3 separate regions of the Homo sapiens genome follow, and regions 1 and 2 are each linked to region 3. Evidence: read pairs that join two places in POLR2A ChIA-PET (ENCODE). Cell type or tissue: HepG2. All regions are shown on one strand.

Region 1 (2,500 bases), 68 kb before region 3:
CATGTAGACTTACATATAGTTAACTCTGATCTTACCCAACAAGTTTGGCTCTGGGGATTTTTAGTAGATATTGCTACTTTGAAGAGCAATAACAAGGTGTTAAGAGTAATTTTGAATTATCCAGAAATTTAAGTTGCATTCCATTTTTCATTGATTTGAAAATGAGTAATTCCCTGTGGTAATGTTATATACCAGAATGTTTGATTAGTCACAACATGACTGTGCCAAACTAGGTTTATTATAGTTTTGTTTTGTTTTGTTTTGTTTTGTTTTGTTTTGAGACAGAGTCTAGCTCTATCACCCAGGCTGGAGTGCAATGGTGTGATTTCAGCTCATTTCAACTTCTGCCTCCTGGGCTCAAGTGACCCTCCCACTTCAGCCTCCTGAGTAGCTGGAACTACAGACACATGCCACTGTACCTGGCTAATTTTTGTGTTTTTTGTAAAGATAGGGTTTCACCATGTTGCCCAGGCTGGTCTGGAACTCCTGGCTTAAGTGATCCTCCCACCTCAGTCTTCCAAGGTGCTGGAATTACAAGCATAAGCCACTGTGCCCGGCTTGTTATAGATTCTTTGCAGAGTTTTACATGTGATACTACTGGCAGCATCTGACGGTCTTTAAGCAAATTCCTGACATTTATCCTTTAATATTCATTATCATATGGATCCTTGATCTGAAATGCCTAAAATCAAACAATTATTTAGCTTTTAAAAATAATAACCTATTTAGGCCAGGGGCGGTGGCTCACGCCTGTAATCCCAGCACTTAGGGAGGCCGAGGTGGGCAGATCACGAGGTCAGGAGATCGAGACCATCCTGGCTAGCACAGTGAAACCCTGTCTCTACTAAAAATACAAAAAAAATTAGCCGAGCATGGTGGCAGGCGCCTGTAGCCCCAGCTACTTGGGAGACAGAAGCAGGATAATGGCGTGTACCCAGGAGGCGGAGCTTGCCGTGAGCCGAGATCATGCCACTGCACTCCAGCCTGGGTGACAGAGCGAGACTCTGTCCATAATAATAATAATAATAATAATAATAATAATAATAACCTATTTAATTGATGGCAAATGTATTATAAATCAAGGTAGACCGAAACATTGAATAGGTTTTATTGTCATGAACACATGACAATAAAATGGTTAACCAAGATGAATTTTTTTTTTTTTTTTTTTTTTTTTCCTGAGACGAAGTCTCACCCTGTTGCCCAAGCTGGAGTGCAGTGGCGTGATCTTGGCTCACTGCATCCTCCACGTCCCAGGTTCAAGCAATTTTCCTGCCTCAGCCTCCCGAGTAGCTGGGACTACAGGCACATGCCACCATGCCCGGCTAATTTTTGTATTTTTAGTAGAGATGGGGTTTCACTATTTTGGCCAGTCTGGTTTTGAACTCCTGACTTCGTGATCTGCCCGCCTTGGCCTCCCAAAGTGCTGGGATTACAGGCGTGAGCCACTGTGCCCAGCTGAAAATTTTAAAAAGTGGAAACTTTATATAGACTCTAAAAATGTTGGCTAGGAAAGATGGCTCATGCCTGTAATCCCAACATTTAGGGGAGGCCAAGGTGGATCACTTGAGTCCAGGAGTTCAAGACCAGCCTGGGCAACATAGTGAGACCCCCCCATCTCTACAAAAATAAAAATAAAAAATAAAAGAGAATAAAGTAAAAATGTAGAAAAGTAGTATAAGGTGCAAAGGAGTGAGAGCGGGTCCCATCACTTATCTTTGCCTTCCTGGAACGTTGTTGCCTGAGGAGCTGGCAAATGAGAAGAGACATCTCTGGCTCTGCTAGCATAGACAACTAAGATGACTCTGGAGAATATTTGTGGGGTTGAGAATGGAGACCACCATTGGCGAGAGCTATTAAAACTCAGATCAGGATTATTGGTGTTAAACATGGTAGTGTCTAAGTACTTAATGGAGTAAATGTTTTCAAGGTTACTATTACTGTAAATCTAATGATGTATTCTTATCTAATTTTTATCACTAGGTAAAAAATTTTCAGGAAGACCCATGTGTACGTTACTAACCAATAAGAGATATGAGTTGCTGTATAACTGTGGAATTCAGCTTCTTCACATTGGAAGGCCTCTTGCTGCCTTCGAATGTCTGATTGAAGCTGTTCAGGTTTATCATGCAAATCCTCGCCTCTGGCTACGGCTGGCTGAATGCTGCATTGCTGCCAATAAGGGGGTGAGTGCTACTTGGGTATCTTTTTAAACCCTGTCTTCTCCCCACTTACTACATGGAATGGTTAAAAAAAAAAAAAAAACCTTGGAAACATACATAAGACATTTCTCTTTTTATTTATTTATTTATTTATTTATTTATTTTTTGAGACGGAGTTTCTCTCTTATTGCCCAGGCTGGAGTGCAATGTTACGATCTCGGCTCACTGCAACCTCCACCTCCCGGGTTCAAGCGATTCTTCTGCCTCAGCCTCCCAAATAGCTGGGACCACATGCACATGCCACCACGCCCAGCTAATTTTGTATTTTTAGTAGAGAC
Region 2 (2,500 bases), 160 kb after region 3:
CAGTGGATGAGAATCAGAGCTGCTGCTGTGCCATTGCTTCACCACATGCTGTACATGTGAACTCGCCCAAGGGGAGGAATCAAAGCGTTCACTGTTGCCATCTCCACTTCGGGTTGTGTGTTGCTGTCTTGCCATAGGGGACTTGGAGACGAGAGCGAATAAGTTACGGGGTGGGCGTGGTGGCTCATGCCTGCAATCCCAGCACTTTGGGAGGCCAAGGTGGGCCGGTCACTTGAGGTCAGGAGTTCGAGACCTGCCTGGCCAACATAGTGAAACCCCATCTGTACTAAAAGTACGAAAATTAGCCAGTGTGCCTGCAATCCCAGATACTTTGGAGGCCGAGGCATGACAATCGCTTTAACCTGGGAGGCGGAGGTTGCAGTGAGCTGAGATCATGCCACTGCACTTCAGCCTGGGTGCGGAGTGAGTGAGACTCTGTCTCAAAAAAAAAAAAAAAAAAAAGAAAGAAAAAAAAAAGAAGTTAGGGATGGGCCAATTCCTAGGCAGTCTTTGCTTAGACAACTTCTGTGAGGTGGGCTATGATCTGCCAAATCCTAGCTCTGCATTCCTTTGTTAGTTTGAGCATGCTACTTTTCTCTCTTAGCCTCAGTTTTCTCTTCTGTAAAACATGCTTCAGAGGGATTGAAAAAAAAAAAAAGATGATGAATACAAAGCACCTATGTTCCTGGGTCATAGATAAAGGAAAGTTTTGGATATGCCCAATCAGCGGCTGCCTCTCTTTTCCTGGTAGAGCTGTTTATTTTATTCATTTAATCATAGTGAGATAGAAACTTTAGGGCACCAAAAGACAATGGCTGGTCAAAGGGGCTTTACTGCCCCTTCATTTCCATCACAGGCTGTACCAAGCAATGGTGAGGTGCAATCCAAGTTACTTCCATATCTCTGCCTCAGGATGGGTCTTTCATTTCCTCAAAGTCAGTCAGAGCTCCCCTTATTCCAAAGTTGGAGAGAATATTCCCTCAGGACAGGAATGTAGAACCTCTGGTGACATCCAAACAAAACCCTCTTAGAATACCCAAAAGAAAGTTTCTTCCCATTAAGCAAAAGAACCATAGAAAGAAAGCCAGCATGATTTCTACTTTTTTAAATATTTATTTATTTATTTATTTATTTATTTATTTATTTATTGAGATGGAGTCTTGCTCTGTCGCCCTGGCTGGAGTGCCATGGTGTGATCTCGGCTCACTGCAACCTCCGCCTTTAAGGTTCAAGCGATTTTCCTGCCTCAGCCTCCCGAGTAGCTGGGATTACAGGCATGCACCACCACACCTGGCTAATTTTTGTATTTTTAGTAGAGACAGGCTTTCACCATGTTGGCCAGGCTGGTCTCGAACTCCTGACTTCAGGTGATCCGCCTGCCTCGGCCTCCCAAAGTACTGGGATTATAGGTGTGAGCCACTGCACCCAACAAGCCAGCATGATTTCTAAACAAAGATTGGTTTAACTGTAAATTTTCAGACATTAGACTCATGTCTTTCTTGTTGCAACATACCTAGCCTAGGTGTAATTTGCTCAGGAACAATAGAAGTGGGTTTGCTTTTGGGGTGATGTAAATGTTTTGGAACGAGTTGGAAGGGTGGGTTGCACAATATTGTGAATATACTAAATGCTATTTAATTGTACATTTTAAAATGGTTCATTTTATATTATGTGAATTTTACCTCAACAACAATAACGAGTAATAGGAACTAGTCCAGGCAATATCTGTCCCACAGTAGTTTCTCAAATTCTATTGAATAAGTAAATTAATTTCATCTGCTTCTCATGAGAAGGAATAATACAGGGTGAAGCCAAAGGGTCTTTAGACCTTTAGGGAGATTATTTGCAAGGAACTCTCCTAACAATTTGGAACGATTTCTATTGAAATAGTTGCCTATTTTGTGCCAAGCAGAATGCTAGTTTATGGAAATAATAAAGAGTTAAAGAAGTAAGTTCTGCCACTCATGGAATTCACAATCTGATAAAGGAAACACAAACGCAGGATTAACTAGACTGCAAGCAAGACAAGTATGATAATAGAGCCACAAGAAAGATTCTTTGGGACTCCAGAGGAAGGAGAAATTGATTAAATTTTAAATTCTCATAATATGATTAGCTTTTGAAGTAGACCTTGTAGGAGAGGCATGATTTTGATGAAGGGAAGGGAGAAAGGACTCCCCAGCCTGATGAAATAGCATCTGAAAAGGCACAGTGGTGTTAAGAGAGCACTGTGTGGTCAGGGGGTAGTAGTAGGGTTTTCTTGTAGTTAAAGTGCATGGGAGTGGGGCAGTGGAGCAAAGTAGGGAAAGGTGAGACCAAAGAAAAGTACAGACCTAAGAGGCAGCAGCCTTGAGTTATGGACTGAGTCAGCTGCCATCCTGCTCTGGGCTTGAGACTGTCAGGGGGTTAAGGGGCGCTGTCCACACACCCACCAGTTCAGGACTGAAGCACTCACTCTACTAGTCGTCAGGAATGTTGGCCCTGATAGCTCTCAGCTGGT
Region 3 (2,500 bases):
ATCTCTATTAAATAAATAAACAAACAGGCTGGGGGAGTGGCTCGCCGCCTGTAATCCCAACACATTGGGAGGGCGAGGTGGGCAGATCACAAGGTCAGGAGATCGAGACTATCCTGGCTAAGACGGTGAAACCCCATCTCTATTAAAAATACACAAAATTAGCTGGGCATTGTGGCAGGTGCCTGTAGTCCCAGCTACTCGGGAGGCTGAGGCAGAAGAATCGCTTGAACCAGGGAGGCGGAGGTTGCAGTGAGCTGAGATCGTGCCACTGCACTCCAGCCTGGGTGACAGAGTGAGATTCCATCTCAAAAAAATAAATGAATAAATAAATAATAAACAAATAAATAAATGAAAAGAAACCTTAAAAGAAAAAAAGAAACAAAAAGGAGGTAGATAAGGAAAGAAACAATCTGTGACTTTTTTTATTTCCTCTTGCCCCATAATGTATCAAGACAGGTGCTAACAGGCTACACAAGAATTAAGAATCACCCCAAAGAGGTTTGTAACCAAACTCGGAAGACCTAAGGCACTTGCAGTAATTGAAAACCTGTGGTCATCCATGTATCCAGGAGCCATCATTCAACAAAGAGTTACTAAAGACCTTTGGTGCCCAGGCCAGAGTTTGTGACTTAGCTCCTGCCTCCAAGGAGCTGGCAGTTTTATGCAAGAGACTAACACACACAAAATTATTGCAGTGTCCACAAGAATTGTGACGGTAGCATGAATGTGGGAGTGTGCACCTCAGTCTGGGGAGGGAACCTGCCGGAAACAACTTACTTCTCAGAAGATGTGACACTGAAAGCAGGTTTTGAAGGCTGAGTAGGAGTCAGAGAAGGGAGTTGTGAGCCTTGGTAGAGGAGACAGTCTGCAAAGCACAGAGATAGGAGACAGTATGCAACAGCCAAGTCACAAAGGCACATTAAGCAAAGTGGGTGCTGAAAAGCATCAGGCAGGAGGCTGGACAGGCGAGTCATGGCTGAAAGGCTTAGAGGAGGCTAGAGTTTCTGAGCTAGGATTTGAAGAAGGAGACTGCCAAGGATTCGTGAAAACCACGTATTATAGACAAACAGAGGGAATGAGCACACAGGTCAGGAATGAGCAAATCCCAAGGCTAAGGGGACGGTAAACACTCTGGAGCCTGGGAGTCTGCACAAGGTGGGGTTGTGCAAGGTGTTTGCTTCTCACCTGAGCCTGCAGGCTTTCACATGAGGCCTCAGCCTATAGTCCCATGGTCAGGGTCAACCCAGGAAAACAGAAATGACTATACATATTTGTAACAGAGAAATTTAGTGGGGGGATTTTGTTGGACAGGTGAGGGAATTAAGAGGTCAGCTAGAGCAGGAAGCCGCTGCCACTCCTAGGCTGGAGGGTCAAGGGAGGAAGTGATGTTACCTGAACCCAAGGGTTGAGGTCACCTGCTGGAAGCCGAAGCCACAACAGGCCTGGAACTGGAGCCATGGAAGAGATGCAGCCACTAATGAAGGCGGGAGTTGCTACCAAGGCAGAGGGAGGAGAGAATACCCTGGCTTTTCCCTTCTCATCCTCTTGTCAACTGCCAACCTCCTATTGGCTAAACCCAGCCAAAGCCAACTGACATAGGAACTGAGGGAGTATAACTGAGGATCAGCCTCGCTGTGATCTAGGACAGAGCAGGGGAAGGGCTGGGAATGGATCTGAGGGCACCCAGACCCAGAAGCAGTCCATATGGGAGCTGTTTTCAGTCCCGCACATAAATTGGGCAGTCTTTTCTGTCCATGTATCAGCACTGACTTATTCAATCCCCCAGTGTTCTTTGGCTCAGGAAATGGTACCATCATACATCCAGGTGCTCAGGTAAAAACTCTGGAGTCAACCCCACTCTCACCTTTTGACTTCTGTCTTTCATCCAACCCATCAACAAATCCTAAGGGCTCCACTTTATTTTGTTTTTTGGTTTTTGGTTTTTGTTGTTGTTTTGAGATGGCGCCTCGCTCTGTTGCCAGGCTGGAGTGCAGTGGCTTGTAAAATGGAGAAATCAAAAGTGCCATTTTCTTGCTATTTAGAACCATTATCGAGTTTGTACTGGGGCCAAGCAGTGTTGCAGAAGAAAATAAGACGCTTAGGTTTTAGGTCAGGTGAGAGTTGAAGAGGTTTTAAGTTTTTGAGAACACAGGCTAAGGGAGAAGAAGGAGGAATGGAGGGTGGAAGGTTGCCCATAGTGAAGGAGGCAAGTCCACAGAAAAGAGAGGGTAGAGACACAGAGAAGGGGGGTTAGTGAGCAGCCCTGGGCTGCAATGTGGGTGAGCAGCCAACACAGGCATCCCCACCATTGACTTGCCACCAAGAGAATGTGGGTGAATGACCAAGGCAGGCGTCCCCGTGGTAATCAGACACCAATACAGTGTGGGTGAATAATCAGGCAGGGGTCCCCGCAGTGATTAAACACCAAGGGAAAACTGTCTTCCCGAGTCCGTGACCGGCGCCGGAGTTTTGGGTCCACAGATAAAATGTGTCTCCCTTG

What was found. ChIA-PET counts read pairs that join two places held together with the same protein. Peaks named below come from ENCODE experiments on the same cell type or tissue, not always from the same donor. Only the 100,000 strongest peaks of a DNase experiment are listed, where the experiment ranks them.
Region 1: POLR2A ChIA-PET joins it to region 3 with 7 read pairs; 6 of 35 experiments call an interaction of 5 or more read pairs at or near these places.
Region 2: POLR2A ChIA-PET joins it to region 3 with 5 read pairs; 4 of 35 experiments call an interaction of 5 or more read pairs at or near these places.

Annotation. Positions count from the first base shown.
Region 1 is chr3:32,725,685-32,728,184 of GRCh38, forward strand. It overlaps CNOT10 (CCR4-NOT transcription complex subunit 10), which reads left to right. Exons shown (of 19, transcript NM_015442.3): 10 at 1,984-2,186. Among named protein-coding and RNA genes, the nearest start is that of CNOT10-AS1, 11 kb to the right of the region's middle. In HepG2, no CTCF peak of the experiment used is centred here; no DNase peak of the experiment used is centred here.
Region 2 is chr3:32,957,169-32,959,668 of GRCh38, forward strand. No RefSeq gene overlaps it. Among named protein-coding and RNA genes, the nearest start is that of CCR4, 6.8 kb to the left of the region's middle. In HepG2, no CTCF peak of the experiment used is centred here; a DNase peak (open chromatin) is centred at 1,513.
Region 3 is chr3:32,793,729-32,796,228 of GRCh38, forward strand. No RefSeq gene overlaps it. Among named protein-coding and RNA genes, the nearest start is that of TRIM71, 23 kb to the right of the region's middle. In HepG2, no CTCF peak of the experiment used is centred here; a DNase peak (open chromatin) is centred at 1,163; H3K4me3 peaks cover 1,217 bases.